Linked DNA regions of Homo sapiens: region 1 is linked to region 2. The links are chromatin contacts, found by Hi-C or POLR2A ChIA-PET in ENCODE. All regions are on one chromosome and are shown on one strand. The core of a region is the stretch at or near the end of the contact, and the rest is flanking DNA. Distances in the headings are between cores, read along the strand shown.

Region 1 (5,942 bases), core at 1,011-3,510, 120 kb after region 2:
GTGTCACAGGTACTTTTTCTTCATACACAGTATTGTTTTTCCCTTGTCAAAGTGTATAATTGTGCATTTACCATTATGGTTTTTGCAGTAAAGCCTGTCCTCTTCGTAGTGTATAAACTCGGTGAGGGCAGAGAGCCTGCTTTGTTCACTACTGGCTTCCCAGCATGTCCTACTGTACCTATCAATAGAGGCTGATTGACAGTTATTGACTACATGAATGAGTGAAGGCATGAAGGGCGTCATCATATAGATACCATGTGGGAAACGGATGGTCTTACTAAGAGCTAGCATGCACTCACTCACTGGTTCATTCACTATGCTTTCATTTAGGAAGAACGATCCCGCGTTCTGATAGGAAAACACATTTTCTTCTAACCCCCAATTTGAGGGTCAACTCCTGGGACCCCTTGCCTCGGGGGTCAGGCCGCGCTTGGCTCGGTTTGGAAAGGGCTGGCACGCTTCCTCAGGCGGAGGGTATGCACAGAAGCGGAGAATTCATTATAACCGGTTAGTCATCCGTAGAGGCTGTAGACACTGCCCGCGGGCGGGGCGCACCTGGCGCTCCTGGAGAGGGGCCTGTTCCTTGCGTTGCCCCCCAAGGTGGGAGCGCGACCTGCCAGAGCCCAGGGGAGCTCGGGTCTGCCCGCACTCGGGAAAAGCACTAAGAGCCTCTCGGTAGCAGTCCTTCTCCCTCGCTGCCAACTCTGAGATCAAGCCCAACATCTGCAGGGGTAACTTTTTCCAGGGACTACTGGAAAGGAGAGCCGGCCTGGCTCCTAGCCGGACACCACCTGGCGGAAGCTGGAGCCCGCCCTTACTTCCCTGCAACCTGAGGATGCTGAGGCCAAGGGCGGGTGACGGGGCAGAAAGCAAAGCCCTGGTTGCAGAAAGGCATGCAAATATGAACCCAGGTGTCTGGTGCGCCGGGAGCCCCGGCGACGTTAGGAGCGCACTCCTTGCTGGGGTCACCGGAGTTGCGCTTGGCCGGGCAAGGATGACTCAGCCTCACTCCGGTCGGTCTTTACCGCCAGCCTGCGCGAGGGCTCCACAAAGTTCCCAATCACACCCCATACCTCGCACGGGGGAGAGGGGTTCTGCAAGCTGGGTCCCGGGGTGGGGGCAGCGGCGAGAGAGGCGGGGAGAAGCCTGGTTCCCAGAACGCGCAGGGGCTTCTCCGGCTTCCTTTCTCCTCGCCCCTGAGGGCGGCGAGAAGGCGCCTCCTCCGGCGCTCACTGCCTCCTGCCCAGTGCGGTGGGCGCCGGAGTGGGGAGCAGGCAATCCCCCAGGCTCGGAGAAATCTTTTATCCCGAAATCCAGGGTGTCCCCCGGTCAGGATCGACTCGGCGCCGCGTTGGCTTCCTCGCTCAACCCTGACATCCCGGTCCCCACCAGTCACCGCAGCCGGGCGGACTCCGAAGGCAGCGGCCGCTGGGGAGCCCCGGGGCCTGGGTCGGGCGCGCAGGGGGCCGCTGCGCTGCGGCCGGATGCCGGGAGCCCCGCGCTGGTGCGCCCAAGCCGTGGTGGCAGCACCGCCCTCCGTGCTTTCCCCTGTCGGGCGCCGCGGCCGGAGGAGCAGCTGCGGGCGGTCACGCAGCGCTGCCCTAGCCAGAGCCCCGAGCTCCCACCCAGTCCCATCCCCAGCCCGATCCGCCCCGCGTGCGATCCCGCCTGCCGCCGCGAGCCTGTGCTCCTTTCTGAGATTTCTGCTTCTTCCCCAGCTCCCTCCCCGCAGGAGAATCGCGCGGCGGGGGCGGAGGGCGCGCCCCCTTTAGGTTCCGCGGCCCCCGACCCCGCCCGGCCCAGGGGCGGAGCGGGCATGCTACGCCCTCTCCTAGCAGCCGCCCGCAAAGTGCGGAGCGCCGCGCCCTGCCCTCGGCTTCCCTCCCGCGCCCCCAACCCCCACCCTGGCTAGGGTCGCCCGGCCCGGGGCCAGCCCCAGAGTCGCGCCCGCGGTGGCGGACTGCGGAGTTGTAAAGAACTCAGCGGCCGCAGTAGCCCGGGTGGGGCAGGGCGCGCTCCGCCGCGGCCAAGGACACTGGAGTTTCCGAGTCCCCGCCCGCGCGGCGCCTCCTGCCCCGCCGCCCTCCCGCCGCGGCCCGCCGGACTCCCCGGGGCCGCCGAGGCGGGGCCGGGCGGCTGCTGCTGCTAGAGGCGCGTCTCGCTGCCTCCTCCCCCGCCCGCCTCCCTCCCCACCTCTCCTCCCTCCCTCCCCACCTCTCCTCCCTCCCTCTCCTCTCCGCCCTCCCCGCCCCCCCCACCCGCTCCTTTTTCTGCTCCCCAAGTGAGCCGGGCGCGCGAGAGGCAGGCGGGGCGGCGCGGAGCGGAGCAGGCAGCCCCGCGCGCTCGCCCACCGCCCGCTCCGCGCAGCTCCCCGCGGCCGCTCTCGTCGCCGCCGCAGCGGGCGCGTCGGAGGGAGCCCAGCATGGCCGGGCCGGGCTCGCCGCGCCGCGCGTCCCGGGGGGCCTCGGCGCTTCTCGCTGCCGCGCTTCTCTACGCCGCGCTGGGGGACGTGGTGCGCTCGGAGCAGCAGATACCGCTCTCCGTGTAAGTGCCGGCTCCTGCGCCGCCCGGGGAGGGGACCTTGCCGCCTGCGACCCACTGTGCCCAAGTTTGGGCGCCTGCAGGTGCGGCTGGGCAGGACCCGCCGCGGGCGTCGGCCTCGCCGCTCGCACCTGCCTTTCGGGACCCGCGTCGGGCGGCGAGGCCGGGGTGGGATGCTCTGGCCCCTGCCCGCAGGTTGCCGAGTGAGATCTGGAGAGGCTCACCTCAAGTGACGGCACCAACTTTGGAGCCTGGTTACCGAATCCAACTTCCATGGGCCGCTGAATTTCCCCCCTCTTTGCTCTACTGCCGCCCCACTTCTTTTTTTGGGGGGGGGATGGGTGGATTTCTTCTGACTGCTATTTGCCAGGTGATGCCCAGTTTGGGGGGTCGAGTCCTCGGGCAGTGGTTCGAATGAAACTCAGTGGTCTTTTTAGAGAGCCTGGGAGACTTTGCGCATTCTTAACTCCGCGACCCCCCTCGGGCCCCCTCCCGCGCTGCGCTTTGCAGTTTTGGTGCTGGCAGTTTCTACCAAGCCGCTTTTTCTATCTTTTCTTCTTTTAAAACATGTTACATCGCACTGCTCCTTCAGCCATAGTCCCATGTGTGCGTGTGCGTGTGCGTGCGTGTTGACTGTGACACGGGTGTTACATATCTTCCTGTGCCCCTTCTCCCTGTAGGGTGAAGCTCTGGGCCTCGGCTTTTGGTGGGGAGATAAAATCCATTGCTGCTAAGTACTCCGGTTCCCAGCTTCTGCAAAAGGTAAGGTTTCTGTGGTGGCAGGAAGCGATGATTTTTCCGGCACAGAAAATGGAGGCAGATTTAGTTTTCCAAACAAACGTGAGCCCCGAGCAGCATCAGTTATCGGAGGACTCTCTGATCCCCGGGTTTCTTGGCATTGTACTATGCAGTGACTTCTTCCTACCAACCGGTTATTTTTAGATGACACTTGATTCTAACCACAAAGAAAAGCAGGATACTCACTCGCACTGTCCTGGCTGGGGCTCGGAAACTGAGTGTTTTTGCATGGCTCTCGTCTCCGTGTCGGTATTGCTGTTTCAGTGCCAGAGCAGATGCTCCTCGGGCCAAAAAATGCTAACTTCATCCAAGGGGCAGACTCAGTGCCTATTTTGTGATGCCTTTCACCTTGCGTTGGAGGCGTGGGGTTCAGTGTATCAGAGAAAGACGCTGCACTATTGTTTGTCATCCCTGCAGTTGTACAATCCCATTATTCCCCAATCATCTAGACCCAGGGCTAGGATGCATTACATCATTGCAGATAAGGAGAATGAATGTGGTTATCTTTCCACTCAGCTGCACTGCCGGGTAATAACCTATGAGAGTAGTCCACAAACTTAAGAAATGGGTCTGCATCCATGTAATTCTGGAGAGTAATGAGAATGGAGAATTGATTATTAGGTTCTTATCACAAGCTGCATCAATTTTAATTCAAATAGGCAGCATTTTAAGCATAAGCTTAAAATTACATTGTGAGATAAATGGTCCTTCGTTCTCCCCTTCAGGAAATAAAGAAAAAAAAATGGGTCTGGGAGGAGAGATTAGAGGGGTTCAAAGAATTTCAAGTTAGCAGATCAACAGGATTAATCAAAGTATTCTCTTGATGATAGAAAATAAAATTGGCCTTTAGGGAATAATTCTCTGAAAATGGGTACAAACAGCTTAAATTGTTAAGTTAACTTTTAAACATTTTAAAATATGATTTTTGGGCCAATGTACCATATGTGTTATGCATGCTGCCTGGTAACCAAGTACGTATTTTATTTATGGCATTCCCCTTCAGAGAGTAGCATTTTTGGGGACAGTATATGAAACAGTTTGCCACATGAAATCCAAATATCGTAATAAAGCGTTGGCCCACCATGGAATGACAAAAGTTATTATGGTTTAAAAATCGCCAATAGCCTTATTCATTGAAACCTTATTCATTGAAAGATTGCTTGCTCAACTCTGTTGTTTGGGAAGGTGTTCTTGAATTATAGGCAGTTGGTAAACAGTTGAGGCTACGAAATGCCCTCGTGGAAGATGAGAATTTACATACCTGTGGCCCACCTCGGCACTTAAAGGAATTGCATAGGAATTGCCTCTTTCCCTAGTATTCTTTTAATCTGGACCAATCTGTCTCCTGCTTTGGCATTTTGCCCACTTGTCAGATGTTTGATGTGATGAATTCTGGACTGTAGCATTGCCTTTATATTTTTCTTATGCTTTTAAAGAAGATAACATTTTGTATAACTTTAAAGAAGTATTTCTCATCTGCACGTTGTAGTTGTAGCAACTCTAAAAGAATCCCTTCAGAGCCTGTTAATATTTTTTGGTTGTGCTTTCATATCTTTTATCCCACATTTTCTAGGAACACATTAAATATGTTTTTTTCTTTCTCTTTGAAGTTACACACACACACACACACACACACACACACACTGCACAAAACTCCGTCAACCTTATTATTTGCTACTCTATAACAGCAAATTGGAAAAGGCTGAAATGCTTCTCTTACCTTCTCATCAGCATCCTTTCTGATATTGAATTCACTAGCTTTGCTTTGCTTTTGTCATGTTTGCAGCTTGACAATTGTGTAATTATTTCCAGCTGTTTATGGCTTTGTTATCATTTCTTGCTGCTGCCTGGCATTTTGTAATCTGATGCGAGGGAAAGGTGAGGTGTTGCTTGGCATTGCGTTCCAGGGTGGGTGTCCACCCTAGTCCTTGGTTTGGAATCGTCTGCTCTGGGGGTCCTGAAATACTCACGGCTTTGGGTTACTTGGCAGAGACTTTCATAAGTGGTGGGGGAGCATGTTAGACAACTTGGGGAGCATTTTTCAGCTATGTTTTGGCTGTTTTGGTCCACTATCCCCGCAAATGCTTTTGTATTTTTAAAATTAGCAAAGAACATTGGTTTAGAGAGTTCAGAGTATGAATGGGAGTAGATCTGAGTGCTCAGAGTGTAGGAGACATAACATCATTTGGAAAAACAAGTGGATAATTGCTTCTCTTTTGCTAATTTTCAAGTTTCTGTCCATTTGCATGAGGAATTACTCCTCTAAGTCAGAGCTCTGTGCACCCTGCCATCATATCACTGTGTCCTTAACAATTAAGATGCTTTCAAAATGAGTTAGAAAATTTGGCTGGAAAATGCATTAACACTGTATTAAGGGGACTCAAAGATGACAATACTATGTTGTATAATAGAGTGTAATTGCTCTTTTTAAGGCATGGATTTTTAAACTTGATTTTCAGTTAAGTAAGGTGTGCTGTATACCACCATATAATTTTATGTATTTTATGTAGTTTCACTAATTGACACTTCATGTTGTGAATCAATATAGTGTGTTCATTTTTAGAATGGAAGTTTAGTCATTTTTGCACTAAAACATACACTTT
Region 2 (5,583 bases), core at 1,119-3,618:
GTGACATCAACTAGGGGCCTGAGTAAAAGAGCATCAGAGGGCTGTTTGTGATGCAAGTAAGCCACCCCAGCGTCCCTCAGCAGTGACTGGATAGGACTTTCAGTGGAACAAGAGCCAGTGAATTTGGGGTCCTATTAATATCACTTGCAGAGTGCCTGCGGAAGCGGGGGCTATTTGGAATTCTCTTCCTTTCTCAACTCAGGGAAGAGCAACCAATAAATGTGGGGGACAGTGGCAATGGTAGCAGTCTCTGGCTTTGAGTCTCAGCCACTGTCATCTTTGGAATCCAATACCCTCAAGCTCTGCCCTTCCCTGCCCTTCCCTCCCCTTCCCGGGGCTCTTAAATTCTCTCCGAGTGTCACTAAAGTTTCCTGCCTGCCCTTCCAGGGCTGCTCTGTCTTTCTCACTGCAGTTCCCCTGCCTTCTACACTGTTTGATGTTGCTGTTAAGATTCCACCGTCTCCTTTTCCACTGGCACCAACTCCAATTTCTCACACTGATGTTGGTGCTTCTCTTATCATTGTAGATCTTGGTGCCCAACCCACCCTGCCAGGGTAGGGTGCCCTCTTCCCATCAGAGTTAAACTTTTCTTTGGTTCCTTAAAATATCTTTTGCTCCCTAATCTGCTTTCCGCCTTCCCACTTAAACAACTTAAGAACAAGTTACTGCCAAGGAGGGTTGCATGTGAACGGCTTTGCAAAGTGTGTCATGAAAAAGTTCTCTTTCCACTGACTATAAAAGAGGGTCCTCTCAAATTCCTCCAGCTATGGGACAATTTCCTAATGCATATCCCTCTGCTTGGTGTTCATTCTTCACATCCACTTAAACATTTCATTTCCTATCTTTAGCATCTCTCCTTCCAGACTGGAATTCCACGAAACAATCTGACACTCCCTTTCAGAAGACTTTCCTTATGAAATATCTGGCAGTTACTTCTGTTTGTTTAAACTTGAAAAAAAAAATCAATGATTTCAAATTGCAAATTCAGTTAAAATTTACTTTGCGATAATGTTGTAGGATAATACTGCCAGAGTTTGGAAGCAGAAAGCAAATGAAGCAGGAAAACAAGATAATCGAGAGGATGGTAGAACAGGATCTCTGATTAGTGAAGCACGATTACACGGAATAAATACAATATTGATTCTTGTGTAAAAATCACCCGCAGATGAGGGGAAAAAAGATGATGCTTTGTCATCTTTCCTTTTCCTTTCTAGTTTTCAGGCTATTTTCAAGTTCTCTTGTATTCATTTCATTTGGTTTTTGTTTTTAATACATTTCTGATTTAGAAGATTGATAGTTCTTTAAATGTCTTTCAACTCCTAGTATTTCCTTTTTAAAAACATGTTCCATCTGAACCCCGTAGTTCTATGTCAGGTTTATTCTTTGGCCATTCCTCACTTACTACATGATGTTATTGGTATTTGTGTCCATATCTTCACTCCCCTGCTCAGTTGTGAATTTACTGGGAGTAGACACATACTTGCATATGCTTTATCAACAGTGAATTCCCCAGTGGCATGAGTAGGTGGAATTCTTATTTTAAGAATATGATTTTTAAAACAGAGTTTTAAAATAATTTTATAATAAGAATTTTCACACAGACTGCATGGTTTGATGATTCTGAGATGGAGAATACAGGCTCATCTATATCTTCAATAATTTGTAGGAGGAAAAGATGGATATTTTATCCATGAAATGGTTTTCTTAGTTCATTATATTTGTTTACTGTTCCTGGAGGCATATGTAAGATTTAAAGACACGCACACACACACACACACACACACACACACACACACACCCTTGAAAGGGGTGGAGGGTCATCCCACTGTGCCCTTGTGGGAGGGGAACAGATGTGTCTCCAGTTCCAGCACTGAGTCAAAGGTTTGCAATTCCCAGAGGGCTGGGGATCATGGATCTCAGGGGATGAGCTTGGTGGCAGGGGTCTGCTGGTGCTTAGAGGCTGGAACCACTTTGGAGAAGGAAGGTTCGGCTGTGGCCTTCGTTGACCAGCGGGACCTTTCTGATGCACTTCCGGAAATAGGAGCACAAGGGGATGCAGAGATGGTCCCTATTTCCTTTCTGTATTTATTTTGGTATTAGATGAATTTGAATTTGTCTGAGGACCCTTCAACTTGGTTTTTAGCTTAGCCCTTTTGGACCCAAACAGTCTGTGAAAATTTTATTTTGTACATGACTTTACATAAAGAATTACGGGCATTTCATTGGCATTTCATGGAAGACCATTGCTGCAGAAGAGATACCTAACTTTTTTGAAGTTGCACATTTGTTTTGTCAATTCCTTAGACAGGGAGCATATAAAGCACAGGTCAGCTGCTCAGGGCCTGGAGCCAGACCAGTTTTGGAGTAGGGCCCTGTCACACACTAGCTGTGGGAGAGGCCAGTTTCCCATGAAGCTGATGACAATTAAACTCCAGGGTTTCTCCCTTCATAGGCTCCTTCCAAGGCTCTGGGAGGGACCCTAGCCCTGTGACCAATGCAGTCGGGGAATTGTGACTACTCTCTCTTTCTACTCTGACTTCTTCTTGGTCTCTCTCTGCCTTGTGTAGGGTGGCACTGGAATGCCCAAAGGCATTTTGAGGATCTGGCTAGGGAGCAGTTGAGTGGGGAATATGTGGCTCTAACTGCAATTCGGAAAGTCATTCTGAAATGTGTCAATAAAACAAGTGAAAACATTACAGCTTCTGATTTGAACATAGGTGAATGGTACATTTTAAATGGTCACCTTTAAACTTATTAAAGAACTGACAGAAAATTCATATAAAGATAGAAACATGAAATAGAAATGACGGAGGTGAGCAATAAAATCGCTAGACACCGAGGAGGCTTCGAACAAACACTTTTCAGATCATATCAAACTCACTCAATCATTAACAGAAAGGTAAATTTTATCCATTCATTTGCAGCCAGAGAAAATAGTGACTAAAAATGATGAAGACGCTCCTGGAGTTTTAATAATCCAGCTAGTGATGAGGAGTGAATCACATGAACACACTGGGAAAAAACAAATTTCTTGCTTATTTGACGCAAGACAAAGGTAACATGAAATTCATATTAAGTCATTATAATGAGGAGGTCTGTTCACAACAAACAGCTTAATGAATGTTGTCAACTCAGCAATATTGATTTAAGGTTCATCATTGACAGGTAAGCTTGAAATGCCCTGAAATCTTGCAGCTCAGATATGAAAGAAACTTGATAGAGCTTTCCCCAAATTTGACAACAACCCTAAGGATTTATCTACTGTCATCTGTAATGAGTCACGAAGCTGAAAATAATAAAGACAAAATTTGATCAATCACACTATGGGAAAGAAATTCTTATTCTGTTTTCTTTGTAGAAAAAGTACGCAGCCAACAAATGTAAGAAAAAATATGATAGATATATGTCAGGTAGATGATGAAAATCACTGTTATCACTGTCATTTTTCCAGATTTTATGATATTTGTAATACTTTTACATTTGTAATTTGTTGCAATTTCTTTCCCCACTGTAAATAATCACTTACATATCTAAATTTGTACTTGTAGTTTTATATTCTTTTCCTTAAAGCAGGCATCTTGAAATTGTATAAGTTTTAAGCCCCACAAAACCTGGTTCTGCCCTACAGCTACATGACCCTGAAGAAGTGATGTGCATGTTCTGAATGTCAGTTTCCTCATGGCAGACTGGGCTTGATACAGATCTCTGATTCTTAGTTAAGGGTTTTAAATGAGAGAACGAAGAAGAAGTGTTTAGCACAGAAGATGTGGGGGAACACTCCGTTAGAATCATCCATTTATTAACTCAGTAGGCATGGATTAAGCACCAAAACGTTCAGGCATTGCAGCTTCAGCAAAGAACACGATGGAGAAAGTTCCTGCCCTTGAGAAGCTTATGTTCTGGTTTATTCTAATTATTATGGTTGTTTAGCACTCTCACTTTAGGCTGTCTTTGGGCTCCTAAAAGTGCTGCTGGCTCCTTACCTTTTCAAATTGAATGAGTAAAATTAATTGGTTTTGAAAATTCTGTGCCACCTTTTGAATGTGTGGTCTTCCCTGTAATGTTGCAGAGACAGAGCTGGAAACGATGGCTCAATGTCCACTAGAGTCCTGCAGGAGAGTGAGGTTGGCATTCACAGTTTGTAATTTGGCATTCTGAGTGGTTGGTGGCACAGGTGGAGCAGCTCAGCATGGAGCTCATCACAGGTCCTTGAAAGGGGCCTGTTGAGTGGCCCTGGGAACTTCAGAATAGCAGAGTCCTTATGGAACCAGGACACAGAGATTACTCACTTCTCTATGGGTTACCTATCCTCATAGGTGCTGGAGTAACGCATCAGTTTGGAAATACCATTTTCTGCATGAGTAGCTTCTCAAAGCATAGCTTTCTTTCTTTCTTTCTTTCTTTTTTTTGAGACGGAGTCTCACTGTCACCCAGGCTGGAGTGCATTGGCGCGATCTCGGCTCACTGCAGGCTCTGCCCCCCGGGGTTCACGCCATTCTCCTGCCTCAGCCTCCTGAATAGCTGGGACTACAGGCGCCTGCCACCTCGCCAGTCTAATTTTTTGTATTTTTAGTAGAGACGGGGTTTCACTGTGTTAGCCAGGATGGTCTCGATCTCCTGACCTCGTGATCTGCCCGCCTCAGCCTCCCAAAGTGCTGGGATTACAGGCGTGAGCCACCGCGCCCGGCCAGCATAGCTTTCTTAAAGCTGGAGAGGAGTCAGGAAGGGAGAGTGCACACATGATTCTGAGGACCAGTGGGTTGGTTTTCCATTTAGACCCTCTGAGTCCAAGCATCTGCTGAAATTTATTTATAGGTTTACAGAAAGGGTCTTGGTTATGCTACAGCAGAAGCCCAGTGTGCTGGCTTTGGTCCAGTTTTGGAAAGCTGATATATTTGACTCTTTTTGTTTTATTTTAGGAGCATGCTGTACTGGTAGAATCAAATAAGGAAGGAGTGATTTGTGAGCACAATGCTATTTTTTAATTTTTAATTTTTTTGAGTGTGGGTAACTTGGTTGGAGGTCTGATAATCGCTTGGTCATTTAGAACAGCTACATTCAGTTATTAAAATCTCAGATCTAGAGAATCTATTTATTATCTTCTTGTGCTGTGAATCTGTTTTTGACATGTAAATAGATTGCAAGTTCTGGAATGACTTGTCCTGTAGAACTCCAGATATAGTCTGTGAGCCCTTTTAGGCCAGAGACCTCATCTGCTAAGTCCTAGGAATCAGCACAGTGCCTGGCACTTAGCAGGTGCTCAATAAATATTTATTGAATGAATGAATGAATAGAAGATGAGTGAATGAAGGAAGGATCATATAAGTTAACAGCGTTTCCAAGGTGAAGAAGGAGGCCTCTTCTTCCGAAATAAATTCATATGGTATTCATTTAAGGCATGCTAAAGAAGACTCAGTTAAATAAAGTTTACTTCAAAAATAAATGTTGTGCTTTGAGAATAAACCTTTTCCTATGTTGAGACAGAATAAAGTGATTTGCCACTCTAGAGGCATAACTCAAAATGGGAAACATGTAAATATGTGTCAAGGTAACTAAGCTGTTTGCTAGGAGTCAGCATAGACC

Evidence for each region. Hi-C counts contacts between places; a loop is a spot of excess contacts on that map. ChIA-PET counts read pairs that join two places held with the same protein, here RNA polymerase II (POLR2A). Pooled maps may share reads with other maps.
Region 1: a map of Right ventricle myocardium inferior shows a loop between it and region 2 (3-fold over the local background). The contact joins the promoter of CACNA2D3 here to the enhancer-like site in region 2. A Hi-C loop is called at or near these places in 1 of 168 maps with a recorded cell type or tissue (Right ventricle myocardium inferior) and 2 of 50 pooled maps. POLR2A ChIA-PET finds 5 or more read pairs at or near these places in 1 of 52 experiments (WTC11).

What each region holds. Positions count from the first base shown.
Region 1 is chr3:54,120,292-54,126,233 of GRCh38, forward strand. CACNA2D3 (calcium voltage-gated channel auxiliary subunit alpha2delta 3) reads left to right here and starts at 2,261. Exons shown (of 38, transcript NM_018398.3): 1 at 2,261-2,544; 2 at 3,222-3,303. The coding sequence starts at 2,423. LOC124909381 (a long non-coding RNA gene) reads right to left here and starts at 3,151. Exons shown (of 2, transcript XR_007095914.1): 1 at 2,766-3,151. RefSeq lists a silencer at 1,018-1,067.
Region 2 is chr3:53,996,794-54,002,376 of GRCh38, forward strand. The region is part of intron 4 of LOC105377095 (a long non-coding RNA gene); the gene reads right to left. Among named protein-coding and RNA genes, the nearest start is that of SELENOK, 110 kb to the left of the region's middle. Within about 2 kb of position 2,369, at least 2 of the 41 ENCODE cell types and tissues checked have a DNase peak (open chromatin) inside an H3K27ac peak, as active enhancers do.